Regions from separate parts of the Mus musculus genome. Here all the other regions are linked to region 3. A link is a loop called in an ENCODE intact Hi-C map of the cell type or tissue named here. Cell type or tissue: left cerebral cortex. All regions are shown on one strand. Links, peaks and the distances in the headings refer to the core of each region. The heading gives the core; the rest is flanking DNA. Region 1 overlaps Lsamp (limbic system-associated membrane protein). Region 2 overlaps Lsamp (limbic system-associated membrane protein). Region 3 overlaps Lsamp (limbic system-associated membrane protein).

Region 1 (10,787 bases), core at 903-8,902, 250 kb before region 3:
CAAAACAGAGATTTCTAAAGTACAAGCCATCCACAGTAAGCTCTGTAGTATTTAACACCTTGACTTCTCAAAAAGCCCCTTCAACAATGTTTGTTTCTTTCTAGCTTTTTTCTCTCTCTCTTCTTTCCTCTTTTCAAGATTACATTTCAAAAGATGGTTGGAGAACACTCCAGTGATCCCATTTATAAAGTAAGTAAAGATGCTAAATCAATGCACTGGAAAGGTATTCTTTTATGAACAAATTAATCCTGTTATTTAAGAAATTGGTAGATTTGATAACAGACCCAATGGGCATTCTTTCTGAATGGTCTTTTAAATGAAATCCCCAAAGACCCAGTTCTGAGAAGTGAAGGATGTGGCTTTAGTTTTTAAATAGGGAGATTGTAGTTATGTCCTTTTCATAACTATGTCCTTCAGGCCAACTCATGGTTCTGTTAAATATTGCTTTCTGAAAGAAAATATAATGGGCATGAATAATACTTTATAATTTATAAGACTCACTAATATATCAAACTACAGTTTGATAATCTCAACAATGACTGAAGATAAACAAGTCCCCATTTTCAGATAAAGAACCTCAAGATCAGAGAGTGTGATTGACTAGCTGTCCTTGACCAACCTCTTCCAAATCATGAATCACTTTTCCCTTTAGGATTATTCTAAACTATTCATTGGCACTTTTCTACAAAATTTGAAACCCAAAAGGTGTCTAAGAAAGACATTTTGTTCCTTTTATAATGGGGAAGAAAAACAAGAAGTAAGTGAACTCTGGTTATCGAGATTGTTAACTGTATACTTACCATGCAAATACTCCATATCTTTTGGAGATAACATCAAGGTATTAAATACTCTACATTTCACAGATCATAAGAAGTGAGTAATGTCTAGAGTAAAAGGGTAGCCCTAAAAGAAAAATGAAAGAAGAAGATAAAGATGACTATGATAAAGAATCAAAGGGATGGGGAAGAGAAGGGTAGGAGAAAGAAGAAGAGAAGGAGAAAAGGAGAAAGGAAGGAAGGAAGGAAGGAAGGACGGAAGGAAGGAAGGAAGGAAGGAAGGGAAGGAGGGAGGGAGGAAGGGAGGGAGGAAGGGAGGGGGAGAGAGGGAGTGAGGATGAGAGGGAGGGAGAGAGAGAGAAGAAAGAGAACTGAGAGAAGCATGAGGTGGAGGGAAAAATGTCAGAGAAAAATTCAAACAAACCTCACCTATGGCCTCCCTTTGATCTTGTTGAAGGCAATTTGGGCTGCTGAGACAATGAATACTTTTACAATGCACGATGTTGGGAGGATAATTCTGATTTTCACAATTAGTAATGGACTGATGATGACCAAATTTACTTGAAATCAAAGTATACATACAGAACAAAACATGAATAGATGAACATTGAAAACCCGAAATGAGATCACTATCTGCTTGCAGAGGTGAAATACTTAAAGCACAGGCAAAGAACACACAGATGGAGAGATGCAGCCTGATAAAGAAGGACTCAGACGGGAGAAAGGGATAAAAGGAAAAGGGAAGCCACTGCTACTGGAGGATCCCCTTCAGTTTTACAAAAAGCTCATCTTGAACTCCTATGGTTGAGAAGGTTAATTGTTGTTATCTAAAACTTCTAGCTTATATGGCAGAAGGAGGTAGGAAGAAGCCAAGATATATGATACTTAAGACTTTGGAGAAAATGTGTGCTAGTCCTATCAAAACCAACATGAAATGTCTACCAGATCATTGGAAAGTGCTAGATATAAGTATCTCCTGATGGAGTGACCACTCAGTTGGTATTAGGAAATTCGGCTGTGATGGCTCTGTGGCTTCCTTTAAAAACACAGTCGGACCTAAGAGCATAAATATAAATTGGACAATGGGTGCTGTCCAGAGTGAGGGCTTACAACATTGTTTCTTCATATCACCTTGGAACATGCTTCCAGGAGAGACAGATAAATCTCTGTTCCTTAAAGTCTCTGGAATAAAATGGACAGTGGAGTTGCTTTGAATAGGAGGATTTCATGAATAATTGTTCAGATAACCATACATTTGGTTTCTCTAGAGTACAGAAAAAAACTTCTTGTAACTGTGGTATATCTTTTTCAATACAAATACCTCTTCACACAGCAGGCATTTAATGAAGTAAATGTGTATTGTGTATTATGCTTATGGTTTTGCTGCTTAAAGATTCCCTGTGCTAGCTAACGGACTTACTTTACTGTTTTCCTTATGTAGGCATTAAGTTAAATTTATCTACTTTTAGATCTGTTGTTTTCTTCCCTTTCATCCTTCAATAAGATTTATTGATCAAAGTATTTATCAGAAGCCCCATTAGATTTTTAAGGGTTTTTCTAAGGATAGTGAGGTTGGAAACATATGGGAAAATATTTTTGTCTCAGTCCGTGATAGCCCCCTCCACATTAAAAATGATCACCTCATTTAAACTTTTTTTTAACCATTTAGTTTCATAAAAATACAAAAAATTTAAATTACTTTATTTAATTTAGCTTTTGAAATCTTTTTTGGTAGTTTTAAAATTTCCTCACAAGTCTCTGGACTTCTTAAAAGCTAACTGTAAGAGAAATAAGCCCATAGTGTTTTCATGTTTTGAGATTGAGTCTTCGTAGTCTAGAAAGAAAATAGTCTTAATTTCTAAGATCTCTGGGACTACAGCTAGTAGGACACATTTATATGTTTATTTTCACTGGGCTTCTTCAGTTCTGTTTTTATAGAACCATACTGGAACACTTTGAAAATAGCAGGTTAGCTTTTACAGTTCTTGTCACCTCGCATAATTATTGAGATCTTTGGGTTGTTATCTGTGCGAGGACTTTTGATATTCACCCACCTCTGCTTTCCATTTAAAGGAGACCTTAGTCCTGCGACTTCAGAGAGGACAAACCCCAAGGTCCCAGCTGCCTGCCCCTTTTATCCCCTAATCTAACTCATCTCACTCACCTCCTAAGGCCACATAGCTTTTGCTGTTCTCTGTTGCATGAAGTGGCCTTTATGCTTCAGAAAATTTAAAGGTCATTTTCCTTTCTTTGAAATCTCACTGTATTTTGTTACTTACAGTGTCAGTTCCAGCAAAAGCAAACATAGAGGTGAATTGTTATTTCACTGGTGATAACCAGAGCCGTGAGGAGTGTGTCTAAAGGATTTTTTTTCAACCTGAGGTCATAGTTCCTTGGTCCCTGGCTGAGTTCGATTCTCATTTAAACTCCATAAATTATAGCCCCAGAACAGCATGGCATTTGTGGTGTGAAATGAGTGTTGTGCCATAGAAACTGCTGTATTATGGAAAACACATCTAAAAAGAAGCAAGTTCAAGAGATAGAATATAAACCTAGACAGGCATTTTGGAGTGTCCTGTTCTCCAAAACTGATTCTCAGAAAAATGGCAGGACTCTAATGCTTACTAAGGAGCCATTGTCAAGTTCCTTCTGAAACAATTCATTACATATTTATACAAAGTTGGGCCTCTTATAATAAATTTGGCAGTAGGTACTATTATAAATTCACTTATTTGTTTTTTTTTTTGACCATCATTGACCATGTGATCTTATAAAAGTGTGTAAATATTATAATGCCCGAAAATACATTTTGCAAGTCTATTAACCCTTCAACTTTTTGTGGAATTTCCTTCTATCTGTTATTTTGTGATCTTATTACATATCTCATTGCTGTCTTCCATCTATTCTCTAACACCTGCAGGTTGCTAGACATATGTAATGAATACTGATTGAATAGTATCTACATGATCTGAATTCTGATTGGCTAGTCATCTAGAAGTAGAAAGGTCACCTGAGTTGTGTTGCACTGGCCTTATTTACATTTTCTGTTGCTGTGATATAAGATGCTGAAAGAAGCAGTTTTTAGGAATGAAGGATTTAGCTGGAGGGTGGAGGGTGTCGTGTGTTGTAGTGAAGGTATCAGGGTGGCAGGAGTTTGGAGCAGCTGGTCACATTGCATCCACAGTTAGACTTTCCCATTTTTCATAAGGTCCAGGACCCAATCCCAGGGAACAGTGTTGCCCAGTATGGTAGATCTTTCTACCAGAACTAACTAATCATGATAATCCCTCACAGGCACAAGCACAGGCACCTGAAGAGATTAACCTAATCTTAGTAATTCCTTAGTAATTGGAGGCTTGTCTCTAAGATGATTCTAGATTGTATGGGCTTGACAATATTAACAATTATAGTATTTTACTCAATATTGTCCCATGATCTCTTCCTTTACCATGACAGGCTCCACTCTCCAAATACTGATCTCTAAGAGACTCTAACCAATGCCACAAACAAACAAACAAACAACAAACAAACAAAACCATATCTGCACATTCAAATTTTAGCAAATGTTTCTCCCCTAGTTCCTTTTCCAATGTTTACCTACGTAAATTATCTTATTCTTTCTAAGCATGAAGTCACAAGAAGATTTGAGCATATATATATAAAATCTCAATTTCTGTGTGGCTAGGTATGCACCAGTGTTGATGATGGAGGCTTTGGCAATGAGAAAGTATGAGTTACAGGTCCATCGAGGACATACTGTAATCACTTCTGCTGTGGGAAAACAATTTTTCATAAGAAAAGAAAGATAACGCGGAGAATCAATGACTCAATATTTTATTCTTGAAGGAAGGAAAGACAAAATATAAAGAATGAAATATTTACCGACAGGAAGTTAGGAAGTAAATACAGAAAATACAGATGGCATGACTCCAGTCCAAGAGCTCTTTGATAAGGTCTCACTGGTCTAGATGCTGAGCTCTTTGTCATCTGGATTTCTGTTATTAGCCCACATTGGCTTGACATGGCATCTCATGTGACAGAGATTATTTATTTCTCCTTGTCCCCTCTTTCTCTCCCTCATAGTCAGAGCCAGGGTCGGGTTTTGTTGTTGTTTTGTTTGTTTGTTTAACTTTTAACTGCTTACTCACTTTCTGTTTTTCTGCTTGCCACTGACTATGCTGGCTTTAGCATCCCCACTTTGTCTCTCCCCTCCCTCTTTCTTCCTCCTCCCCCTGCCCCCATGGGCACACCATTATCTCTTAACCAATCATTGTCCACAGAAACTTAAAAAAATAAAAAGAAAGAAAAAGCCCATTCCTAAGGCAAAAGTCTGAATAGCTTGCTAAAGAGGTCAGCTGGAATTTTCTATAAAAGTGATGCCATGGAAATTCAACATTTCTATATTCTACTCCTTCCTTGATGCCTCTGCCAATTTAAAAATGCCATTTAAAAAAAAAAAGCACAAATTAAAGGCTGCTTTTTTTTTCCCAGACACCAAAAGGAAAATGTAGTGGCTCACTACAGAAAAATCTCAACATCCATGTGGCATTTAGCAGCATCAATGAAGCAATGGATGACTAATATATGAAGTGCATTCTGATTGGGGGTTCCCTTTTCTTCAGTAATAAGGCAAGTGCAGTCAATAACTAGTACACTGAGCATTGCCCAGAAAGAATGTTTTCCATGAAGAAAAATTAATACTGTACATCCGCAGCAAAATACACAGGGAGAAAGACAAACCCATGGAAAGGCAGAATATGGCAAGGCCAGCCAATTATTAACTTGTGAATGGTTCTTCAAATTGGGGTTTTCAGAGATAAGTACTGGATAGGCAATGATGTGTAATTCTGGATGTGTGCACAGGCAAAGGCAGAACCTGCTGCATGTCTGCATAAGGCCATGATGTTAAGTGCAGGCAGTGGGAAGCTACGGATGGTGTTGAAATGGAAGTGACATATGGCAAGGCTGTGTTATAGAACAATCACTTGACAGCAGAGTAGCAACAGACTGGAGGAATGTCAGACAGGAGGTAGGTAGGAAGCTCAGCTTGGAGACTCTTGCAAGAAGCTAGACAAGGCAGAAGAGATAGAAAGCCTTGAGGGGAAGTCATACAGTCCAAGGGATATTTACAGCAAAAGCTTAGAGACAGTTGGGGTAGAGGCAGCAAGTGGGAAGAGTCTCAGATGGAGAGGGACAATTCTGGCTTGCTGGAAAGAGGGTGTCTGCCTTTTAATAACAAAGAAAATCCATAATTAGAAGGGGGTATGAATGAGAAATAATTGTTAAGCTTTTGGCATATTGAATGTGAATTTATTTGGAGAATTATAAGTGGAGATTTCTTTTTGTCTTTCCTTCTTTCCTTCTTTCCTTCTTTCCTTCCTTCCTTCCTTCCTTCCTTCCTTCCTTCCTTCCTTCCTTCCTTCCTTCCTCCCTCCCTCCCTCCCTTCTTTCCTTCCTTCCTTCCTTTCTTCCTTCCTTTATTCTTGTAACTTTGGTGTCAAACCCAGGATAAAGTTATAAGCCTGATACTTGTTTAAATGAGACCATGAAGAATAGGTACAATATGAAAGATCCTTTACTTTTGTGCATCTTACAACAGCTAAGCATTTATTAAGGATCCTCATGAGATACAAGATTAGGGAGACATGTGGGCACAGCTGAAAGGAAAACAGAGCCTTGTCCAAGTGCTCGTGTGTTCACTTACACATGGAATAGATGACTAAATGCTTCCTGCTAAGATTATATGATTTCTGCTAAGACTTTAGTAAACTATGGGGACTGGATATGGCAGCTATGGTAATGGAAAGCCATTTTTTAGTGTAGTTCCCCTAAGTCATGGTGGAGGGGGCAGGATGCATGGTGGCATGATTTAGAAAGTGATGCATGCGTTGATGTGTGTAGAGTGAATGTGTGAGGCTTCTGCTCAGACTTAGGGGAAGGAGGCAATCTCAGTAACATGAGCAGCATGAAAGAAGACAGAGACAGAAGAGTACACCCAAAGAAAACATGGTGTGAGCTTTGAGCACACATGGGAAGCATTGAGAACAGGCTAATGTAGACTGGGCTTAGAGCGCACTTTATTCTCTAAGCAGCACTGAGGGAATAAACTCTATGACAAAGTTACACCGGCCAGAGAGTTTTCAGTCACAAATGATCCTGGTCACTAGGAGGAATGATTGGTTACAGAGATCCCGAAACTATGAAATGTGTAGTGAAATTTAGGGTTTCACCTGACAGCTTCTGATGAGTATCCCACGAAAGAAAAAATCAGCAGCAGGAACAGAATGTTGATGTAATAGCACTGTCCAAGATGGTACTGGTTTAGTAGTCACATTGGTGAGCTACAGAAAGGTGTGTAGCTATTTAGAAATTTGGTGCTTTGAACGGTATAAAAGTCAGCTGCTTCTTGATTTCAAGTGGTAAGAAATTGGGTTTTTAAAAGACTAAGGGTGACAAAGAATCAATAAAACCTGTTCATTAATTAAAGAGCTCAGAGGGAAGATCGTGTTATTGGTAGGGGCACGCATAGCAAGAATTAAGCTAGTTGGAAAGGCGATGTCGGGTTTAAGAAGCAAAGGATGTAAAACAAGCTTGAAAACAATTCCCCAGAGGAACATTGAGCAGAGTAAATGGTACCCGTCACTGATTGCAAGCCAATGTATCAGTCTACTGGGAAGCTGAGGGAAACACATCTCCCAATTTTGTCGCCTGACCCTAAAACCAAGAATGTTTGAGAGGAAAATATAAACTTTTAGTTTTATCTAGTTGAGAAATTTTATAAAATTTTTTAATGCTTTTGAGGATTTTTGTACATGGATACTAAATTTGACATATTACCTATCTTTCTTCTAGCTCCTCCCATGCTTCCCTCAAATTCCTAATCTTCTCATTAATTATTATTGTTAACACACACACACACACACACACACACACACACACACACACACTGTCTATGTGAGTATATGTCAGATGTGTGAAGGTGTCCAGTAGAGGCCAGAAAGGGCATTCAAATCCTTGGACTTAGAATTACAGGCAGTTATGAGCTTCCCAAATATAGGTTCTGGGAACCAAACTTGGGTCTTCTGGAAAAATCAGAAACTTCCTGCTCACCTGACCCATCTCTTTAGTCCCTTGATCTCTCTCTCTCTTTCTCTCTCTCTCTCTCTCTCTCTCTCTCTCTCTCTCTCTCTCTCTCTCTGTGTGTGTGTGTGTGTGTGTGTGTGTGCGCGCGCGCACGTTCGCACATTTAAAACTCTGGACATCATAACATGAGAAAACAATGAAACACAGAAGGGTAGTGTCTAAGAGGAGGATATTTCCATGTTCCCACCTCAGATACAATGAAGGAATGAGAGGTGAGTGAGAAGCCTTATTCTCCAGAAGGAAGACTAAAAAGAACTCAGAGGAAAAAATTGAGCAAGAGCATAAAACCAATGTCAGACACCAATCATATCTTACTATTAGATGAAAGGGGGATCATTCATAGTGATCGATGCAATCTTGGAATTGCTTTGGACCACAGACCAATATGTACCTTCTTTGGGCCAGTAAAATAGTCTACTTAATAACCCTACATATATTCTAAAAAACTACTGTTAGGTGTGCACAAAGTAAGACACAGACAACTCTTTTTTTTTCTTCTTCTTTATTTATTGAATGGGGTGGTGTCATTACAAATGGCCTGGGCTGTTTACTTAGGGGTGATTATGGAATCCGAAGTGCACCCAGTTATTTTGTTTCTTCCTTTTGGAAGAAAGTGATGGCATTCCATTAGGAAAAACTACGTGATTCTCTGGAGGCCGGATGGATGACTACAGCAGAGATAGTGTTTTGTTTTTCCAGTATATCAGTTCCTGTTCTTCCTGAGCAGAAACAAGAACTCATTTCGGGGCTTCTTCTGCCATGAGATCAGCCCATAAGAATGAGTTCTGTCTAATTTATTGTGAGTATACACAGAGCTTTTCTTCCAGCTGAAGTAATTATAATACTGCCATCTCTGACCTTTCCTTCTTTCTTAACTCAGTGTGTTTTCAGACCTTGAAGCTCCAAGGCAGAGAAGAGTAATACTTTTAAGACTTTAACATTATGGTAGGTCTGTTTTCATCCTGGCTAGCAATAACTGCTTACCATTGTATTAAAGGGATGTTTATGGGATTTCTCAAGGACTATAACTCAGGATGAGCTAGCTCAGTTGATGTAACTTCCTTTTAATTTTCTCCCTTACCTTGTACAGGAAAAGTATAAATATCCATTAAGTGAATGTCACTGCTTAGGCCAACATCCAAAAGTTTAAGAAGGGGCTGGCAGTCTAGCTTAGTAGCAGACGGCTTGTATAGCAAGACCAAGGTCAGGTCTTGGCAAAGCCCCACCCGCAAGCCTTAGGAAACATTTAAGAGATATTATATATATATGCATATATCACTGATACATGACCTTCTTTGCATATTTATATATGAATACATCTGCATTTCTTGACTGTGTCAGAATCCATTTTACCTGGGTATGAGCTTTGGGCCATCCCTCAAATAAACAAAGGGCTTTTAGAAACACTGTGCAACAAAAAAAATATTAAAGATGATTTCTTTCTACACAAATAGTATGGGGTGTCTTTTTACTGATTTTTACATGCATAAATAGATTCCCCAGACTCTGTAAATTCTTCTAGCAGGCCAGAACTTTCACTTTCTTTTCAGACTTTCTGCACTTAAGAGTGATTTGAAATTAAAAGAAAATACCAAGAAATGTATGTATATGACTTAGCTAAAGTTAAATGTGGATGGTGAACAGCATGGTGCAATAAGTGGACGGCATGATCATGGGCCCACTGTCAGACTTCTTTGCCTGTGAAGTGAGTTCCTTGGCCAGGAGCAATCTGGTGTGGAAGACAGTATGGTGGATAAGGCATTCTGAAAGTCCACAGGGAGCAGTTTTGGAAGAAGCATTACATGTAGGAGGGCAAATCTATAACCTGAATAATTATCTATCCTAGTAAGGATAAAGCATTGCCCATTCCACAGAGGAAGTAGTCCAATGTTGTGAACCTGCCACCAGGTCACTGGCTGGTCACTCTGGGAAATGTTTCCATATCGTGGGCTCAATGTTGGTCTCTGCTGTTGGCAGATCTAAAACTCAGCAGCAGCTGTAGCCTGATCAGCATTGGTGAGTGGCAGTCCACACTGTCAACCTCATGTATAACCCCCATCTCTGCCATCATGACCACCTTTTCATCAGCTCATTGGTCAACAAAATGGATGACTGAGAAAAGAGACCGACTGTCCACAGAATGGGTCATCCTATATACTTGATTATTGAACTTCTCCTATGTGGTAGTCACCTTTTGATGAGTATTTACAGGCGACATAAGTATCTTCACATCCTTTGTCTATTGGGAGAGATCTATTCACAAACTTCTTCTCCAGATGTCTTTCTCACCAATTTTCCAATCGTCTTCTTTCCAAGTGACTTTGCATCCATCCAATCTATCGGCTACAGCCCATGAATCAGTAAATGACCACACATCTGGACATTTTTCTTTCCAAACAAAACACATGATTATGTGTACTGCCCAAAGTTAGGCCTACTGTGAAGATTTTTCTTTGTTGGTACCTTTCGGAGTTGTCTCAGAAAGGGGTTTTGATGCTACAGCTGTCTACTTCGGAGTGGTGCCTGCATAATGTACAGAAACATCGGTAAACCAGGGCATAGTCTTCACTTCTTCATTAAACTGATAACAGGACACACTGTGTGAGGCTATAGGAACATGCTTGGCAGCAAATGACATTGTGCCAGAAGTAGACACGATAGGTATTTGGGTAACTTTTTCATGTACTTTGTTTGTGACTTCGGAACCTACTCAGTCTCAACCATGCATATACCACTTCCATTTGACATCCTACTTTATGGCTTGATAGGTCAGAAAACACCAGCTCATAATGGATAGATCAGGTCACATGATAACCAAGTAGCCTATTGACACAAATTCATTTTCCACAAAGACCCAGTTGCAGGTAA
Region 2 (10,787 bases), core at 1,150-9,149, 190 kb before region 3:
AGACGTTATCAAGAAAATAATAATCGTCACTCTTTTCAAGGTGGCTTCTTGTCATCTCGTTTCCATTTATTTTGGGAATCAAAAAAATGAGAGATAACCATGGTGTTTGTAAGAACTGCTTAAGCTTAATAATTTCCTGCCCAAGTTACTAGCCCCTCCCCAATTCTGTTCTCCCCCTTGTTTAAGGTATACGGTGTTCTTTATGTGGAAGAAGGAGTTAGACTGTAATGGAAGAGTTTTTTCAAAACTTGTGTTGAAAACAAAGGTGCTGACAAGAGCTGATTCCTTCCACTGTTCCAGGGTCCAGGAGACAGAATATTTAGAAAGAAAAAAAAAAAAAAAACCAAGGGACTGGGAGGGTTTAGAATTGTTTTCTTTGCATTATTTCTGTTCAAAGCCTGTCACAAGCCATTTTTGACAGAACATAGAACATTCACATCATTTTCTTATAACAATCATGAATTAGTTCATTCCAATTATAATTTTTCCAAAATTATTCCTAGTGGAAAAAATAAAGTAGTTGCCAGCAAATATTAAATATAGCTAGGGGAGGTAGACACTTTCTGCAGTTCTACATAGGTTGGAGAATTCTAGAGAGGTAAATAAGGTTGTGAAGGATTTGGGAGTAAGGAGAACATCACAAAACAAAGCATGGAACTGATACATTTGACTTAAAATTTCTCCTGTGAGTCTTTTCTGGGCCGAGCAAATCAATGACTATTCAAGAATAAAACAGGACATAAAGAAGTTGAAAATGGCAAGAAATAACAATATTAATCATTAACAATAACACTGGGCTAGTTGACATCACATTAAACTGTTTACAAACCAGCAGTGTCTTTGCCTTCTTTGGTCCCTACCATAACTCTGTTGTTAAAGACTACCTTGTGCCATTCATTGGGCAACTGAGGCTCTGGACCAATGCCAGAAAGCTAAAGAGCAAATTGATTACGTTGATAATGGGTTCAACTGATTGTTTTGGGAAGACTTATGGAGAGTGTTGCTATTTCAAACTCCATTATCACCGACATGTAGAATGCTACCTTATGGACTAAACTAAACAGTAGCCCAGAAGCTCACCAGGGATCAGAAAGCCTGGGTATATGGGCAGTTATTTTAAGCACAGAGTTCGAAAGGGCAACAATTGTGGAGAGCCTCTGGGAACTTGGTTTACTAAAGTTCATTTTCCCTTTTCTATGCTCTGTTCAGTTTCAATATTATACTGTAAAGAATTTGGTATTTGGGTTTTGAGGCACTTTCCCAAATAATGGTGATAATATTCATGTCTATAGCCAGGAAAGCATAAGCAATTTTTCAGTGGAAAATGGATCTGTTACCCAAGTCTTTTTGCTGCCTGAATTAAGTTTGTCCATGATGAAGTGGGATTTCTCCCTCTCCCCCATCCTCTTTTTGAAAGTCCAAAGCAGGGTACAGGGGTGTGTGAGAGAGGGAGCACACCATCTCTGCTTCAACACATGAATATCAAATGGGGGTGCATCTCTAATTAATCTTGAGCTAAATGTAAAGTTAGACATGGAGGGGCCTAGGGCCCCCCACCTGTTTGTTCAGAGCCCTAGGCATGTTATGGAGAAAATGTCGAAGATTCCTCTTCTCACGCTTCTGTGCCCTGCCGTGATGTTTTATTCAAAGCACCACCACGTCCTTAGGAAACAAACACTGCCTATCAAAATCTTGCCCACCTGGCCTCCCAGTCTCACACATAAACATGCACAACACCTGTGTTTAGGAGAGTTGATCAATTCTCACAAAAGGCAGTCTCCTGGTAACACGCTGTGGGGCCGGAGCACTCGCGCAAATGATTTGTGAGGCAGCCTGACCCTCTGCAACTGCATTTGTATCCATCTCACTGTGCTGTGGTTATACAACATGATGTGTGTACTGACCCTTCTAGCTAGAGACAATTTTAACGTGTACTGGAGCTCTGGGCTCATATTGGGAGAAGATTTCGCTGTGGGAAGAGTATGGGATAGAGAACTCTGCAAAGAGATGCCTCCGGGATAGGTCAGAATCAGTAGACCTCTGGGAAGCAGTACCGGGAGCTTCTCTTGCTAGAGTCAGCCTCAGCTCTCTATTAGGTCCTGCCCAGTGATCCGTAGGGTAGCAGCCTTCCAACCTTAGGTAGCAACTGGAACTCTACAGAACATGAAGTAGAGTTTATGTGTATGGGCTGAGATAGGGGACAGGACGTAGAGGCAGCTACTTTGACATTCTCTGCCAATCATCTGGGTCTTGTAAAAGACACCGAAGGAGTTGGGGGTTTAGGGAGTCGGAGATTGGGAATCCGGGGAGAGGAAGTCTAAGAAGTCAGGCATTGGTGCAGAAGGCCTGTTTTGTCTTCCTCATTTCAGGAGACCGAAGGCGCTTGAAAGAACGGCTTCCTCATAAGTCACCAACTGAATAAGAGATTCACACTACAGCAGCTAGCAGCAGTCTTGTGTTTTTCTCAATTCCAGCAGCTCCAGATGGACCGAGAACCAAGCCTGGTTGCTGTCCAGAATATTCTTTATTTTCAGCCCATGTCTCTTTCTTTACAACCCATGGAGAAAGGGCAAGCCACCCCATCTGTCCAGTACTCTATTTCCTCTTACTGAGGCCTCAGGAAGAGGCTACAATTCTCTGGAAAATATCAGGCTTGAGAGATGTGGCTGCTGAGAGCAGTTGGCTTTCATGAGTCAAACTTCCCCGTACTGGTCACACTTGCAGCTATAGATAGTTCCTAAGTTTAGAAGTCTTCCCATAGCTTGCATGATAAGAGAATGAACAACTTATAGCATCTTCGTCTCCAAACAGAGTCAGGGCTACTTATAACTACCATGCTTTCCTAGCTTTTTGCTAGTGCTTTCTTCTGTTAATTATATACCCATCACTTTGTCTTCATAGTGAAATACCCCAAGTGGCTCAACTTCAAACTAGACTTTTAGCTGTTTGCCCTAATGATTAGAGGCTGACAGAAAATAATAGCAGCCTTTTCCCTTGTCATGAAAACTAAATGTATGCTCAGAGTAGCCAAAGCTTAGGCTTCAAAGAAAATCTCCTCCGACATATTTAATATATATACAGTATTATCAAAGAAATGTTACAGAATGCAATACTCAGACAGCCCTTCTATACTTTTACATGAGGTTGTATACCATGAGGCTCTGCCTTATGCTGGCCCCTCTGACAGCTTTCAGAGTCAGAGCAGGTTTCAGCTATAAGCCAGCTGGTGCCATCCATTTAAGAGAAAACAGCTATCTAAATGAGCAAGATTCTAATCAGTAAATCTAATTACAAAGTAGAGTAAATTATTATAAATGTTGCTTAAAGTGTCTTAAAGCATTGTAAAAAAGAAAAATTGTCAACCAAACAGGAATATGCTGTGCTGATGACATTATTTGAGATCAGGACATTCACATTTGTAAATGTCATGTTTTATGGCTATTCCTGACACGTGGATCCAGCATTCACACATTTAAAACTTTTATATCCTCTGTCCTTCATCCAACTAGATATTAAAGTGGCTCAAAATATATCATAGTTCATAGATCCTCATGGGGCTCAGAGGAGCAGTTCACTTGCACTAAAGTCACAAGAACTTTAAAGAGCACCACTGATGTGCTAAGGGGGTGAGAGAAGGAACAGGGGTAAGAGAACAGAGATGCCACATTTCCCATGGATCCATATATTTTCCAAATAGACTTCTATCTTCTCTCATTTAACACCCTCTATTAAAATGTTTCAAATGTCTCACATTGTCCAAAGCAATGCATAAGGAAAGATAAACACATTAACATTTTATCTTTGGCTCCCAAGCTAGCTGTCTGCTTGGACATTTCTTACATTGGTCTTGTTTGTTCTCTGTGAATTATGGACCCTGTCCTTTGGTCCATCTGCTTCCTGGAAGGATTAATGTGTGGGCTGCTAACTTTGACGGCACTTTCAAATTGCTATTCTCAATTTATCATCTAATAATATGTGCCTGGGGGCTGAAGTAAAGCCTCTTGTCCCTTGCGGATATCCATACAATTTTCTATATTTTCTAGTCTCTTGGCGGGAGCTTTAGGTCACAAACTTGGGTTCTGGCCAGTACAGTGTTGGGGAAAGTGAGGCAAGTGACTATGAAAAGTGAATGCACTACTGTAGCTCTGTCCTTGCTTGTCATCCAGTTGTGATATGTGCATGTTCCAGGTGGCAGAGCTGCTACCCCATCAAGTGTTGACTGGCCTGGCCTGGCCTGGACTTCACAAGCCATGAAAACTCAATGGTATCTACAATGGCAGCTGCCAGTAATGACTCTGACAGAAATGTCATTAAAAAGGAAACTGTACAACTTTTATGTAAGAGCACATTTGCCTGAAAATTGGAGACTGGAGTTGATGTTTTCTAAATCTCCCTATGTTCTAAGATAATGACCATTGTATGAAATCTGTCTTCATTCACTGGAGACATTGATGGGCACGTTGCTAATGAAAATACAACTCACCTTCTAGTCTCTTTATCCATTTTTATGTTATGATGTATTGTAGTTCCCAGGCAATGTTTAGCATCATGTATAAGAGACATATGCATTTATCCTCTGCTCTAAGGACTGAAGATACAATTCAAAAGACCTTGCTGCCTTGGCCTAATTCAGTATGTCACTTTTGTCTTTGCTATTTGTCACACGTTTCTCTCCTACACAACTGTCCTGACTATCTGTATTTTTCTTTTTCAGGACCTTGAAGGACACATTTTCAGATCCTTGATCATGTCAGACAAGTACCCTAGAAATTTGACATCCTCACATTTGAGTTTAATAATTGTGGTGTATGATATGAATGCAAGTTCTCTTTAAAAATCCAGGCCAAGACAGTATAAAATATTATTTGAATAAGAAAGATAGCATTTCTCATCAAGGGAGTCACAACCTATATTTGCACCTATGGAGATTATGAAACTGCCTGAGATATTCCTAGAAACTGCCTGAGGGAACACTTTACTGAGCATGTTTTTTTCTTTTCTCCAGTAGTCTAACCAAGCTCCTCTTCAACTTAGCTGGTAAACACTGCAGCTGCAGGGGGGTGGGGGAGGGAGAGTCGCACGTTATATTTTTGGCTTTCCTTGGCTTCTTTTGTACCTGCAGGATTTTATTCCTCTCTCTGTGTCCCCACTAAGAGAGAACAGAGCCTCAGGAATTATTTAAAGAAAGTATGTTATGTAACCAATGCAGAGCCTCAGGCCCTCTGCACTGATCTTCCCTCTGAAGAGTCAAAATTTACCAGAACAAATAAGGTTTCTACATGGTTTGTATATATTTATCTTTCCCATAGTGAAACAGTTCTACCTGGAGCATTTTGCAGTTCTTCTTACCACATAATCATTTCTTCATTTAAAACAGGAAACAGAATATATTTAAAAGGAAGTTCACAGAATATATTTCTGTATTTCTAGAATGGGAGTTATTTTTTAAGACCAACTAGGGAACCTTTCTGGATAATAGGAGGGGACAGACTGATAATTTGTGGCTCGGAATAGAAATTAAGACTTGACCCACATAAGCACACAGCATTATCTATGGGAGACTCTATTTACCAAGAATGAGACAAGAGAAGACCTAGATTCTGAGCCTCTAATTCCTCTGACTTAGTAGGGCTGCTTTTGTTGAAAACCCTTTTCAAACTCCAGGATATTTGTCTTTTAGAAGAATATGAATAGCAGATGGTAATACTTTAGAATCTAGGATAAATCATTTAGAGAAAGTATAATGGTTGTATGTGTGTAATAACAAATTTCTGTTTATAGTTACTTATTAAGTTAGCATACAGAGCAGTGGGTTCTATTACCATACTTTTTTTTTTATACATGTGTGCCAGGATATTTTGCTTTTTATCTTTACTTTCTTCCATCTCCTAACCCATTGACTCCTGAGCCCTACTTCTGCCTCACTGTTGCTGGTCCCCTTTATCCCTCCAAACAGTTCTGGTCTCAGGTCACATGTATTCTGTTACTCTTTTTCATATCCTCCTTTAAGAGAGCAAAATCCAGTTCACAGTGATTGGAACCACGCCCCAGCAGAAAGTCCTAAGTTTATAAGAGGAGAAAATGGAATGGAGCAGAAAAGGAAATGAATAAACAAACAGATACATAGATAAATGGATAGATAGGTGAATGGAAAGATAGACAGACAGACAGACAAACAGACAGGGCAATTTAGGGAAGGAAAGAGCTTTATTTCAGCTTACACTTAGAGGTCACAGTTCACCATTGCTGGAAAGTTAAAGAGGGGCTTTAGGGAGTCGTTTCATAGTCACATTCAAGAGCCGAGAGAAATGAGTGGATAACTGGCCATTTGGTTGCTCGATTGCTTGTGCCCAGTGTGATTTCTCCATTCCTATATAGTTCTGGACCCACAGTCCAGGAAATAGCACTACACAAAGTGGGCTGGGCACTTAATTAAGACACCTCCGTTAGACATGCCCACAGATGACCTCTATGTTGACAGTCACTCATTAGGCCTCTCTCAGAGATGATTCTATGTTGTATGGCATTTACAAAGCTCACCAGCAAAACACACTCACACACATACACACACAGGAGTGGGGGGGGGGAAGAGTGCATGAGAAAAAATACTTTGTATTTGTTTTGCTGAGTCTGACTTATTTTTCTTAAAATAAAGATTTCTATTTACACCATTTTCCCACAAAAGCCATAATTGTCTTGTTATAAATTTTTATTATGGATGAATAATGGGGAGATTTATATGTGCACCATTGTAGGAGGAATGGAAGGCCTAGATGCCAGGGCAGTGGTTGCTTCTACATAAATGTCAGTTAACTGCCAATAGGGCCTTGCAACTGCAAAGGCAACTTCTACATAAGGGCCAAACTGAAGCCTGATTGAGAGCCCAGAGATTGGTGACCCAGAAAATGACAGCTAATCAGAAATTGCTACTTGGAGGACACACTTTTATGGGACCAATGGGACACAGGTAGAGGGTATAAAAAAATACTCTTTGAGAGTTAACAAAGGAGCTTGCTGCCACATTCTCACCAGTTCTGGGTGTCTGAGCCATCCATGACTTCTCAACCAATGCCCCCTCTGAGCAGGAGGAAGACTTAGGCAACACACCACATATATCATGGATTAGTATATATGTGTGTGTGTGTGTGTATGTGTATATATATATATACACATACACACCTAATTTTCTTTATCCATTGATCTGTGGATGGGTAGCTAGGCTAGTACATTTTCTTGCTTTTATGAAAAGTAATAAACATGGCTATTCAAGTATGGCTCCAGTGTGCTGATTTAGTCCCTTGGGTATATATCTTGAGTGGAATAGCTGTGCAATATGTTAGTTCTGTCTCATAGTTTGGGAGAACCACCACCATACTGATTTCCACAGTGGTTGCAGCAGTTTCTGCTAATGCTTGAAGTGTGCAAAGGTTCCACTTTCTTTAAATGGAAAAGGGCAACCCATTCAACAAATTGTATTAGGAAAACTGAATACCCACATGTAGAAGACTGAACGAGATACTTTTCTTTCACAAAAAAAAATCAATTCAGAATGGGTCAAAGTCCTTAATGTAAGGCCTGAAACTTTAAAACTGCTGGAGGACAGCATGGGTAGCTAACTTATCAACATATACATAGACAAGGTCTATGGCAAAGGACTACACAAAATGGCATCAGGAAATGACAGATGGAATTGCATAATCCTGAAAACCTTCTCCAAAGCAAATGAAGCAATCATCAAGTTGAGAAGTTAGAATAAGAAAACTGATGTTTACCTAATGTGCTGGTTAAGCTTATGTCAGCTTGACAGCCACAAACTGAGTCTGGAAGGAGGGAAACTAGATGGAGAAAATGCCTCAATAAAAAAACAGATGAAGGGCATTTTCTTAATTACTGATCACTCAGGGAGGACCCAGTCCATTGCAGGTAGCAGTATCTATGGGCTGGTGGTCCTGGTCTCTATATGAAAGCAGACTGAGAAAACAATGAGGAGCAAGCCAGTAAGCAACACCCCTCCATGGCCTCTGCATCAGCTCCTGCCTTTAGGTCCCTGCCCTGTTTGAGTTCCTGTTCTGACTTCCTTTGATGAACAGGGATATGGAAGTGTAAATCAAAGAAACTCTTTCTTCCCAAACTTGCTTTTTGTACATGGTGTTTTGACACAGCAATAGAAACCCTAACTAAAACAACCACTATGTGTCAGATAGTGGACTAAGCCATAGAATATATAAAGATCTGCAAAGATTAAATACTGTTACTCCCAATCACTTAATCACAATGGGCCATTGAACTTGAACATACCAGATGGGTTCTTAAAAGACGAAAAACAAATGAACAATAAATTTCTGAAAAAGTGTTTAGCATCCTTAGCCATTAGGGAGATGCAAATTAAAACTGCTTTGAAATTGTGTTCCACTCCTTTCAGAAAAGCAATCAGCAGGAATATATGTTTTGGTAATTTTTTCCCAAAGGCACAAAAAGAAAACAAAATTGGTATGATTATGTGGTGGTATGATTGACTTTTATGTGGGGTTCATAGACTATGTCCCTTGATTGTGCAGTCATACTTGGCCTAGCATATGTAATAATAATAATCATACCTGGGAACTTAGAGACTAAACACACACACACATACACACACACACAGAGGGGGAAGGAGGAAGGAGGGAGGGGGAAGGGGAGAGAGAAGAGGGGACAGGGGAGAGGGAGACAGAGAAGAGACAGAGACAGAGAGGAGAGAGATACAAGAGACACATAGAGAGACACAGAGAGATTTCGATATGATTAGTTTTTACAGTAGCACAAACTCAATCTATTGAGAAGAAAAGTTTAGAAATTAGCTAACATTGAACTAGGCCTCAGGGTCCTGTGGTTGTTTACTAATATATATTCATAAATATAAGAAGGGTCTAGCATAAAGACTGTGAGTGTGGTAAATGTTCTACATACAGGAATAACTGACACATGTGAAGCAAGCAGACCATCTCCTTAAATATATGCTTACAATGTATAATTTAATGATTAGACACTGTGTTTTAGAACTGGTCTTAAATTCTGGATTCCTATTTTATTAAAGCACTTAACCTTCATTTTGAGGCAGGTAAGCATAGAAATAGTTTTGCAACCTGGGACTCTACATGGTTTGGGCTATACACCCACCCTCTCTCCTAACGATGTACCTGGAAACCTAGGACCCTTACCTGTATTGAGATGCATGCATGTTCCCCTTCAAGCAAAGGGAAAATCTACATGGCTACATTCAAAATAAGCCAAACTGTCCTCTCAGTGAACGTTTAGGGTGAAATCTCTATTTACCATCTCATACCTATGCATAATCGGTATGCATATGATTAAAATCAGATGCGTCATGGAAATGCACAGCAGAGAAAGGTTTATGTAACCCAAGGCTGTCAACAAGACCAGAAAAATAATGCACACGTGGCTTTTAGCAACCAACTCTTCCTTTTCCTGGACCCCATTAAAGGAAGCCCTAAGCAGGAATCACTATCTGGATGAACTGTAGTTCAAGAGGCATGCTGCTCACAGAATATCTTGCACTTTCTCTTTAAATAAAACTTTTGCTGCTTTGCCATTTGTGTGTGATTTTTTTTTTAATTCTTTAATCAAGACCCCAAGCACCCAGCCTCCTAATACAGACAACCCCCTGGTAACAAATATTTGATTTTCTTACAGTCAGAATCCAAAAATTAACTTTACTACTAGCAAGATAGTCATGTAAAATCATTAGCATGTTGCCTGGTATGTAGGAAGCATCATCTAAGCTGTGGCTTCTTTGGAACAATGGCCCTGGATTAGGACTCTGAGAAAAAGGGATTTAAAACATTTTTTTTTTTTGGAACAAATGGAGGAAATAAAACCCACAAATGAATGAATCGACGAAGGTCAGAGAAATTCTCTTTGTAAATAAACATTTGAGAGGTAACGGGAGACCAAACTTTATTAGTGTTAGTTTTGGACTCCTCTGTAGAGTAGCCTGAAGCGTCTACATTGTATTTATGTCTGCACTGGGGGAATATGTTGAATGTTTTCTTTCTATTTGTAATTCATTTGCTCTCTTTTGTGCTGAGCCTGGTTCTCCTTCTTTCAAATCTGCACTGCAGTTGCTTAAGCACGTCTACTTTTAATTGAAGGCTATTCATTGGGTAAGCCTAAAGATAGTGAGGAAAAGTCAGAAAGGCAGGCAGGGCTGGGGATGGGAGGAAGGAGGTTGGGATATAAAGCAAAATGGAAGTGTTGCTCAAACGTCTCTCATTTTCTCCCTATCATAAGACTAAAGACTACGATCTTCCCTTATACTAGGCAAGGGCTTCAGTTGATTGGAAAATGACAATGAGTAATTTTTCTTCTGTACAATTAAAATACCACCCTTAGAGCAGCATTGGAATAGTTTGCATAGCATTTATTTGATGTCTTCAAGTGAGAGGAAAGAAAGAGCTACACGAGATACAGTTCCAAGGTCTTTCTTTCTTCCTTGCAGCATTTGAAAGAACCTATGTTTAAATGTATAGAGGTGTCTTCAGAGAGGCACCAGGCATAGAGAATCAGAAGTCTGTGACTACAAGCATCTTTGGGGGCTGAGAAATGGAAGGTATTGGGAAATTCTGACAATGCTATGTGTTGAATTAATTAAACCTTTGGAAATGATTAAAGTAGATGTTTTACATAAGCAAACCTACATTTGTCATTTGGAAGTCTTTTTATGGAGGGATGTTTCTTTTCCTTGTATATGCAATTAGAAGAGTCACCTGATGGTCATTCATTAGCAATTT
Region 3 (10,787 bases), core at 1,270-9,269:
TAGAATACACCTAAAAGTTTATCATCGGAGTAATGGGCAATTTTGCTCTTTGGCGAAAAGATGAGAGTGATAAGATATAAATAGTATAGCCTTTGCTTGTGCAGCTTCAAGTGGAATCTTAGGTAGATGACATCTTGTGAATATTTGGTGAAGAACTTGTCTACAGTTTGTCTATACCCTAAGACTTTGTGTGAAGCTGTAAATGTGGCAGAGAAATTAATCTGGCAGAGGAAAATTCAATGCAGTGTAACATTCATGTGTGACATTTCTGTGACAAATTCCTTTTGGTTAGGTTTACAGAGAATTAGAAACAAACCCCACAGATATCCAGTTGTGCTAGAAAGAGTGTTGCAACACGTAATAATATGCTTTCTCAAGAGACCATCAGTTCCTTTAAAAAGAACCCAAGTTCTTGGATCTGAAATAGCAAGAAACTTCACAGAGGACATCTTGGCAATTGCCCTCCATTTCACCCATCAAGGTTATAAAGAAGTAAATTTATTTGAAACATTTGGGTTTGAGAAGAGAGCATGGTATAGTAGCCCTTGGGGTAGCCCTTTTGCCCAGGGGTGCCCAGGAAACAACTTTATACCATGCCCAGGCAATCAAACACTGCATCAACCATCGTCTTTGAGGTTGTATATAATTCTTGAACTGTTGCCCAACTTTAGTGTCCTGCACCTGATACTGTTTTAGCAGTAGTGGCAAATATAAGTGTGAGAATGTGGAAACTTTCTCACAGGCTTAAAGAAGGGGCTAGGGTCAGGATCTCTGTAGGCATGTCCTAAATGAGTGATACATGAGGCCAAAGCTGCAATGGAGATATCAGAAAGATAGAGAGCGCTCAAGTACAGAAGAAAGCTGTAGGCATGACAGAAACTAGTTAGCTCAAAAGAGAATCCATGTGAGCTATACATTACAAAACTGTAGGTGCATGCCTCCTTGAAATCCTTTGGGTGTCATATCACACCACCATATGCTCTAGATATAAAGTATGAAACATAGAATTTGATTTTTGTCTGCCTGTGTTTCAGTAGTTTAATGCACCCCGGCCTTACTATTTTTTCACTCTTCCCTTTAGAAAGAAAGTGCTTACACTATATCATATCTGATGGGATTGGACTTTTAAGAAATATTAGTACTATTGGGAGTATAGTTGGTATTTTACTTTGAATTAGAAGTGTATCACTAAGGCCCATGGATCTAACATTCAGTCTGTACTGGTGCTGGTGTTTTTAGATGATATAGGATGTACCAATTAGGACATGAGTCACTGAATATAGACAGATGAGAGTTATAACCAAGCTCTGGTTTAGGTCCCATCTTCTGTTCCTGGTGCATGGTCATATAGTGAGCAAGCCATTGTCATAATCTCACCAATGCAGAGCCACATCACTATGCAATTTCAGCCATAATGGGAGCCTCTGGAAAAATAAAAGAAGAGCCCATAGGAATAGTTCCTTCCTCAGTTAGTCTGTCAGGTATATAGTCATATCAATGAGAAAAGTAATTAACATAGGGAGTTTTGAAAAATCAATACATACCCAGTAATAAAATAAAACAGTGAAGTAAAATAAAGAGTAATATGTTTTATTTGTGTTTCCCATGCTAGGTGGTCCTGTGGAAAACCTGGAAAGATCAGGGATGTGTGGCTATGGTGGCGTTTCTAAGCTGTGTACATCAAAGGCTCTAGAAATTATGACTCAAGTTCATTTCCCCCCTAAGTAACTTCAGGTTTATATGTGGTACCATTATATTTTCAAGATTTCATTAAAAGATCCCAGTGAAAGAGCATTTACTGACTCAAAAGTATAAAAGGGGATAACTGAATTACAGACAGTGAAGTGATTGTTGGAAGAATGAAGATTATAAGTAGGTTTATGAAAATGTTTAGACATACAAGAAAGTCATGGAGATGTTACTGAAAGACAGAGGTGTGGAATTGTTTAAGATCATTTGGCAAAAGAATATAGGCATGTTAGGGCAGAGATGGGAGTCGGCTTGTTCGCATCTTTTTTGTTTGTTTGTTTGTTAGATATTTTTTATTTACATTTCAAATGTTGTCTCCTTTCCTTGTTTCCCCTCTGGAAAATCCCCTATCCCTCCCCCTGCTCCCCAACCCACCCACTCCCGCTTCCTGGCCCTGGCTTTTGCCTATACTGGGGCATAGAACCTTCACAGGACAAAGGGCCGCTCCTCTCATTGATGACAGACTAGGCTATCCTCTACTACATATGAGCCTGATATAGCTGTCTCCTGAGAGGCTCTGCCAGTGCCTGACAAATACAGAAGTGGATGCTCACAGCCATCCATTGTTCTCATCTTTCTCTTGTAATGTGGTAGGGATATTTCCTTGAGGTATTTTTGGTCAAACATTAACTACAGTCAAAGACAAACACAGACAGGGGCTTGGGCCATAGAGCCTCTGTAAGTTCTTGTGTAAAGTAGCTATGTCAATGATTGACTAATAAGGATACATACTGATTCTGAGGACACTCAATGCTGGCCAGTATCAGGCCATGTGTCACTGAAGATAGGCTACTGAGAGTTATAACCGAGCTCTGCTTCAGGCCCCATCTTCTGTTCATGGTGCACGGTCATATAGTGAACAAGCCATTGTCAATAATCTCACCAATGCAGAGCCATATCACTATGCAATTTCAGCCATAATGGTACCCTCTGAAAACATGAACTCGCATGAATAGTTCCTGACAATATCAGGCCACAGGTTTGTTTCAGCTTTGAGTGCAGAGCCTTTTTTTTTTTAATAATTTAGTACAACAAAAAAGAGTAAAAAGAAGGACATTTGACATTTCAGATATAAAATAATGGTAAATTAGTGCAGCTGATTTTATATATATATTTCAAAACTTGTTAGATTTTTTTGTTGTTCCTGACTGTATCCTCAGCAGGAAATCCTGAGTGACTCTATGAATAACCTGTCCTCTCTAATGCAATAGTCCTGTCTCTAGTTCATCAGCCATGTCACCTTCAATTAAGCAGTGGCTCAGTTGGTGCAGGGACAGCCTTCATATTAGAACTGCAGAAAGGTTTCTCCTTTGTGACTTAAGTATTTTTCCAACTGTTGGAATGTTCACCAATTGCTGCTTCAGCTCCTTGGAAGGCACGGAGCTTTGTGCGTCTAGGCATTTACTGTACTAGTAATTAATGCCGTGAGCTTTGTAATTAAAAAAAAAAAAAAACTTTTTGTCTTTATACTCAGGGTGATAATGCTGCAAGTAAAAATTAATTAAAATGAGATGAATTGCCTTCAGTTAAAGGAAACAGAAAGTGAAAGGGAGGGGAGAGGGAGGAGGAACCTGAAGCATCCCTGGCCTTATTAATGATGTAAACCAGGGGGTGGGGTTCCTGTTTCTTCCTACTTTCTCTCTGTTCTATGTTATTGAGCCTGAATTAATGTAGACACAAATGATTAGTTGCTGAAGACACACAGCAAAAGGACATTTCTTGTCCATTTGGCTATGGGTCACCATCAAGACCAAAAGCAGCAACGCCCATGTGTGTGTGTGAGCCTCCCTTCAACTTCTGTGTTCTAGCCTGCTTGGGGTAATGAGCTGTGAAATTGGCTCTTATATTATTATTAATTAAATCGACCAACGTTTTTTTTTGATAGCCGTATTCTCTACAAGGTCTTGAAAAGTCCCATCACTGATCATGACAGAGCTTGAGTGAGACATTTGGACCTCTGATCCTTCTAGTCTAAAGCAGATGCTACAAGATGTGAGTTCATCGTGCCTGCATACTGATTTTTCTAAAGTTAGGCCCCAGTTTCGACTGAAGGTCACTGCCTCATTAAATTAGTGCACAATGATGACATTGTATTTTTAAAAAGAAGCAGTAGTCAATCAATATGTGGACCAGGGTCAGCCTAGGATTCATGTGATTATTTAAAGGCCATAGAAATAACAGAAAGCCCATGGCCTCTCAGATAGATAATACATGCACAGAAAAGCAAATGCGACATCACACAGAACCACTTGGAAGTTAGCATTTAGAGACTAACAGGTTCGGTGCTCTGAGAGACAGGAGTAACCTATAGGGGGATTCATTGTAGAATGAAGAAGTCAGAAATGGCTTCATAGGAAAAATGAATCAAACAGGGCTGGCAGGGAAAAGGACAGAGTAAAAGACAAAATCATTTTCTTTTAAAATATATAGTCTTTATATAATTTGGTTACTGGTCATAGAGGTGGAAACTACTATATTCAGATAGATACTTATATCATTTCTCCAGCACTCTTGTGTCTTAACAATATCTTTAAAACTGGTTCTATGGATATATTTGGTGTTCTATGGATTTTACATCCTAGAAAGCCTGCCTTTTTAAACTGCAAGGTTCAGATACCCCTCTGTTACATTTTCAACCGTTAAAATTTTCCAACAACTGATGGGATGGGAGCTATTTCATGTTTCACAGTTCAAAGTTAGGGATCAGGTCTTGGTACGTGAACTGAGCAAATCTGGAGAAACATACAAAGAAGTAACAATTTTCAGTCTGGATTTTGATTGTAGTAGAAGAGAGGCGGGGGAGCTTCAAACGATCTCTGAAAAGCTAAAATTAGTATTTCACATTCCACGGCTAGTCCATATTTGGGGGGCCATTTCACTAGCATCACCGGGTAGCAGTTTTCCAAGAAGCCAGTAGTGAGTGTGACCATATGACGCTTCCTTCTCCTTCTGTTCTAAATCCCACAGACTGCAAAATTAGATTCCCTAGATTTAACGACGACGTTGGCATTCTTTTAGTAAAGCCATCTGTACAGCAGTCTCCCCTTATCTGCGATTTTACTTCCTTTAGTTTCCATTTCAAGTGGTCAACCATAGTATATCCAGGTCACAAAGATCCCTCCCTCAATAATCATCTAGGAGTCCCCACATTTATCAGGCTGACTGGTGCAGAATTGTGATGTAACCCTTAAGTAGTAAGTAGTCCAATGCTGCATCACAGTGACTGCGTTCTACACCCCACACTGTCTCATGGAGGCACTGTATCATCTCCTAACATCACAGTGTGAGACATTTTGAGATAGTAACATTCAGCTATCTCTTATTACATTATGTCATTAAATTCTGATGTTTTTCTTATGTTGTTATATGCATGGATAGGAGGAAACACAGTAGTAAAACTAGCCTTTGGTAAACAGGAGGATTCAAGCACCCACGATGATACCCTCTCTGGGTAAGGAGACCATGTTGTTCTTGTACTAGGGCAATTTGAGTAATTCCTCTCACCTAACATATATAGACACAAATCATCACATGTTCCATACCCTCTCCAGACGAAGGGTTTACAGCATCAGTCTAGCTTTATAGAGCTACCAACGTGGTTTGCAAAGATCTTAGTTTGTCTGTACAGCACCTGCCATTTTCAAGCCAGGAAAATCAATCCTAGTTTCTGCTGGTTCAGCCTCAGAAGAGGAGAGTTTGGGAAACATTTCTTCTTCTTCTTCTTCTCTTCTTTAAGTAGTAGAGTAGATTTGCTGCCAGAGGCAAGGAATGGCTTCGTATCAGATGAGCATTGGTCTTAAACAATTGGGTTAAATGAACCTCACTGGGTTTTGATGGATGTCTAATATGCTTGTGAATGGTTGCTGAACTCAAAACTAGAGAGAATTCCCTCTCAACTGGACTGTCCTTAGCTACTTTAGTGAGAAATTAGCAAGCAAAGGAAACTGTTAAACTGCCCCCAACATGTCTACCTAATTTTGTGCTGTACGCTCATGGACTGATAAGCTTTGTAGCACAGATGATGCTAAAGTACCCAGTCGATTCTTTCTCCTTGTTACCTTTAATCATTTCTTTGAAACTTATAGCAAAGGTAGCTGCCGTTAACAAACATCTCAGAACTTGTAGTGAACTGTGAAGCCATATTTTAATTAAGAAATGATGGACAAGATTATACTTATCATATAAGAAAAGGCAGTCCTGAAGTAATGAAGCAGTGTGGAGAAAAATGAGCCAGAATAGGAGTGACAGTAAATTACCAGGTGCAGGTGACTAACAGATATCCTGTGACCTCTATGAATTCCACATTGCAGAACAATGTTAACGGATGCATGATTTATGTGCTCCTGCCCTCCTCGCTCCAGAAGGCAGAACACAGTGTTCTGTGAACAGCAAAAAATACTCCCACTGACTGGCTCACACACTCTCCCCTGAAAGGACTGGGCTTACAATCTGGCGCAGGCAAGGAAGTGCTGACTGGCCTTTGGCACCTGCACAACTCTTGGCTCACACACTGGGCCTGGCTGTTAGAAACAAACATAATAGCAGACACCTTGGAGCTGCCCCTCCAAGATATACTGCTTCAGCGCAAGCACTCTGTCTAACCATAGTTCAGTTCTTTCCTGTAGTGGATGTTGAATAGAAGCTTTTCTGGTGCCTTTATAAGTCTGTTCAAAGATTCTAAGGATTGGAGAATACAGACTCATTCATTTTTCATTTTAGCTTCTCTTGGGATATGAATGTTAGGAGCAAGAAGAAAGAATGAAAGAACATACAGAGAGAATAATTCATGAAGTGACCAAATGCTACCTATAAGATAAGAAGGAAGAACTTGGCAAAACAGAACTATGTGGAAGGTTGAGGGGGCCAGTCTGGGACGTGGGCAGCAGCCTGGGACAGTTCTTCATTCCTTCATTTGTTTACCTCCTATTTATTTACTTAAATAAGAAATGTTGCTCTGACCATTGGAAAAAAAGTTGGCACTTCAATTCAGTCATAAAGAAAGCACCACACTTGACTGCATTAGAATCCTTTTGTGAGGTCTAACTAGAAGAGAAAGAAATCTTCTCAGACACGATAACTGAGCTTAAAATCAAGGACTCTCCAAGTCATAAAATTTAGCATTTCTTTCTCCTTTGAGTTGTAGTTGTCTGACATTTAACAGAAATACAAGGACCTGATCTCACAATATTGATATTGCAAAAGTTCTGTTTTTGGTTATTCATCTCCCACCCCCACCCCACCCCCACAGAACTTTGTCATTATTTTCAATTCTGAAGTGCAATGGTCATTTTGAAATAATAATTCATAATTTTATTTTAATTTGGAGGTAAATAAAAGGTAGAATGTTGTAACTACAATATACATTGAGGAAACTTGAAGACCGCATAAAAATGACAATAATGATTCTGAGAAGCCCAGGGGCTGGGAAAATTATGTTATAATCCACCACCAAACTGGGTTGCAAACAAATAATTTTAAAAATAGACTAATATGTTGGCACAACAGATATTCTGAAATACAATTTGTGGCATGTCTTTGTACTATGCAGAACGATTGAATGACACTCAAATAGGCCAGCTTTCAAATTCTTGGACTTTTTGCTGAATTGTGTCCATATTACACATGAAGCTTGTGTCCATCAACAGAGGAATAGATAATGAAAATGTGGTGCACATATACATTGACATTTATTCAGCTATAAGGAAACATAAAACTATGAAATCTGTAGTAATGTGAGTGGATCTGGAAAGAATTACACAGGGATAGCTCAAACTCAGAAAGACAAATCCTGTTATTTTTTGTCTCACATGCAAATCCTAGATATACCTCCAAGGAGACCATGAAGGTAGGAAGAAGGTTTAGAGGAAGGGGAGTAAAGAGGATAGATAGAGAAATGCAAGATGTGAAAGGAAAACAGGCATTATCAGGGATAGAAAGCTGCAAGACTGGGGGGTGGGGGGACGACTGGGGAGAAGCACAGGGGAGGGTGTGAGAGGAGATCAACACAAACAGCACAAACACACCATAATAAAACTTATTGCCTTAAATATTAGTAGAACCAAGCAACTAAAATAAAATAAATCATACCAACACAGAAAAGAATAACTGGAAGGAGAAGAGACGTAAAGGGACGGATGGAAGGGATGAGGAGAGCAAGGAAGGGGGAGAGAGTGAGGAACCTGCCTCTCAATGAGATCAGCACCAAATACATTATGAGAAAAGAAGATGTCTATAAGATACATTCCACATGCCACTTGACTCTTGAATTTTGTGGTATTTCATGAAGTTACTAACATAATTACTGTAAATAGATCAAAGCAAGACCTTATATAGCTACACTGTACAAAAATAAAAATAAAAACCAAAAAACAGTTTCCCAGCAGGGTCTCTCTGACTTCTGTATCCTATTGTTAGAGTGTGACTTAAATAAAGACTGGAGGGTGAGTTTTGTCTGGGTATCTTAACCTACATAGGAGACTGGACTAACAGGAGTCTTACCTTCAGATTCTAGATCTCTCTCTCTTTGTTTTGTTTTGTTTTTGTTTTTGTTTTTGGGTTTTTTTTTTTGAGACAGGGTTTCTCTGTATAGCCCTGGCTGTCCTGGAACTCACTTTGTAGACCAGGCTGGCCTCGAACTCAGAAATCTGCCTGCCTCTGCCTCCCAAGTGCTGGGATTAAAGGCGTGCGCCACCACTGCTCGCCCTAGATCTCATTTCTAAACTCCACTCTTCCATACAGGTCTTGTTCACACACGTGAAAACTTCTAGAATGTGCTCAGTCAGGGTTGTTGTGACTTGTTTTACTAAAACAGGTAGTGAGTCTGCACACTGCAGGCATGTCCTTACTTTATCTTGATTGTCATCCCAAAGCAACAGGCAACATTCAGTGCAGGTAGCCTCTTGGACTACTAACATGAAATAAATAAAGAATAAATTGCTTTTTCATGAGACACTTTTAATCATTCTGGTTTTTATGTACTTTATATTTCTACACTTGATCTTAGCCAAAGGGCAGAGAAGCATTGTACTTTATATTTCTAAGGGCATATTTCATTCAGAATTTCATGTTTGAAAATATTTATTATTTTAAATAGACTGTGTATTGTCCTTAAAATGCACAAACCCAAAAGGACCCAATTTATACTTGTCAGAAGGTGACGTAAGGGATTCATTTCTAGTCCAATAGTGTATAGTATAAAGGCTAAACTACCTTGTTTTCAATTTCACTGTTTTGTTTTGTTTTGTTTTGTTTTTCACAATAAAAGGCAAGGACACAGTAACCGAGAAGAAAAGAATTCCATGGGTTCAGCCTACCCATGCCCTTCATCTTGACTGTCACTCACCCATTACCTAGATTTACTTTTTAAATGTAAGCCCAGGCTGAAGTCCAAGACAGTAGAGATGATAAAGGGGGCAAAATGAAATGTTTAGAATATCAGGCACAAGACCAGCACAAGTTCAAAGCAGGCCAAACCCCACCAAGGTGACAGGGAAGTGTTCACAAATTTCCACCCATAACTAAGAAGTCCTTTGCAATAGGTAGCTGCAGGGAGAGGGAAAAATCAATTTTCTCCAATGGAGTGACATAGGGTATATCAACCACACTCTAGGGCAATTCTCACAGTCAGGAAGAGTTGGTCAACACAAAATGTACACTCCGTGGTTTTTGTACACTTTTTTGTGTTTTTGGTTGAGTGGGGGTTGTTTGTTTTGTTATGTCTTGCTTTTTTTTTTCTTTTATAATGTGTGTCCTTTTTCTTTGTTCTCGGTGAAGAGGAGACAGAGAGGACATGGATTTGGGTGTGTAGGGACGATCTGGGATGAGCTGGAAAGGGGAAAATAAATATGATCTGCATGTATTGTATGAAAGAATTTAAAAATTAAAAAAAAATGTTTTATGAAGTCTAGAGAGAGATAGGATGAGAATGTTCTGGGGAAGGTAAGAGGAGGGGATACAATCATGATGTTTGTATAAAATTAAAGGACACATGTAAACAGTGTTCAAAAAAATAATGTTGACAGTGACTGAGGGAGAGAACTGTCATCAACCTCTGACCACCACATGTACTTATATAAGACTTGCATGTATGTGTACACACACACATATGCACACACACCACATACACACATACATCACACATGCACACACACACATATGCACACACACACACACATACACACACACACACACACACACACACACACACACTTTCTTCAGAACTATAAGCAAAGATGAACCATGACTGTTACTGTTTGTCATGCAGTGCATACAGTTTTGGATTCTTTACATTAATTCCAAAAAAAGTTCATAATTTGGAAAGAGCCAGCTGTTTAAAGGACTTCATTTTGAATGGAGACAGAGTAATTCTGTATTTCCCAGGCTGGCCTGGCACTTGAACTCCTGTGGTCTCTCTCTCCTAAATGTGAGATTGACAGGTATGCACCATCCACTCAATATTCTTCTTTAGAGAGATTCATAGAAGATGAATGTGACCCTCATATCAATACTAAGAGCAATGCATGCAGAGTATGAATTGGACCTTCCTTTTATTTTTAATATGTGTAATTCTTTACTAAATGATGGGGGAAATATATATGTATGCATATGTTTATAAATGCAACCTGATGAAAAAATTTAGTATTGCCCATTCATTTTTTAGGGCTGAAAACTTAGGACTCATACATTAAGATTACCAATTCCCACTCTTTTTTTTTCTTTTTTCTTTTTTTTTTATTAGATTTTTTTTATTTACATTTCAAATGCTATCCTGAAAGTTCCCTATACCCTCCTCCCACCCTGCTCCCCTACCCACCCACTCCCACTTCTTGGCCCTGGTGTTCCCCTGTACTGGGGCATATAAAGTTTGCAAGACCAAGGGGCCTCTCTTCCCAATGATGGCTGACTAGGTCATCTTCTGATACATATGCAGCTAGAGACATGAGCTCTGAGGGTACTGGTTAGTTCATATTGTTGTTCCACCTATAGGGTCGCAAAGCAAGCATTGGTTGCCTGCAGCTTTTCTTCTAGGGTGAATTCTC

What was found. Hi-C counts contacts between places; a loop is a spot of excess contacts. Peaks named below come from ENCODE experiments on the same cell type or tissue, not always from the same donor. Only the 100,000 strongest peaks of a DNase experiment are listed, where the experiment ranks them.
Region 1: a loop joins it to region 3, with 2.9 times the contacts of the local background. A loop is called at or near these places in 2 of 42 quality-filtered maps.
Region 2: a loop joins it to region 3, with 21 times the contacts of the local background. A loop is called at or near these places in 2 of 42 quality-filtered maps.

The regions. Positions count from the first base shown.
Region 1 is chr16:41,992,148-42,002,934 of GRCm38, reverse strand. All of the region lies in intron 3 of Lsamp (limbic system-associated membrane protein), which reads right to left. Gm52229 reads right to left here. Exons shown (of 1, transcript XM_030249356.1): 1 at 1-10,787. Among named protein-coding and RNA genes, the nearest start is that of Gm52229, 33 kb to the right of the region's middle. In left cerebral cortex, for the core only: no CTCF peak of the experiment used is centred there; DNase peaks (open chromatin) are centred at 5,299 and 5,769; H3K27ac peaks cover 181 bases.
Region 2 is chr16:41,930,172-41,940,958 of GRCm38, reverse strand. The region is part of intron 2 of Lsamp (limbic system-associated membrane protein); the gene reads right to left. Among named protein-coding and RNA genes, the nearest start is that of Gm52229, 29 kb to the left of the region's middle. In left cerebral cortex, for the core only: no CTCF peak of the experiment used is centred there; DNase peaks (open chromatin) are centred at 2,574 and 5,089; H3K27ac peaks cover 5,222 bases.
Region 3 is chr16:41,740,634-41,751,420 of GRCm38, reverse strand. All of the region lies in intron 1 of Lsamp (limbic system-associated membrane protein), which reads right to left. Among named protein-coding and RNA genes, the nearest start is that of Gm46551, 100 kb to the left of the region's middle. In left cerebral cortex, for the core only: no CTCF peak of the experiment used is centred there; DNase peaks (open chromatin) are centred at 4,681, 5,199 and 6,200; H3K27ac peaks cover 2,039 bases.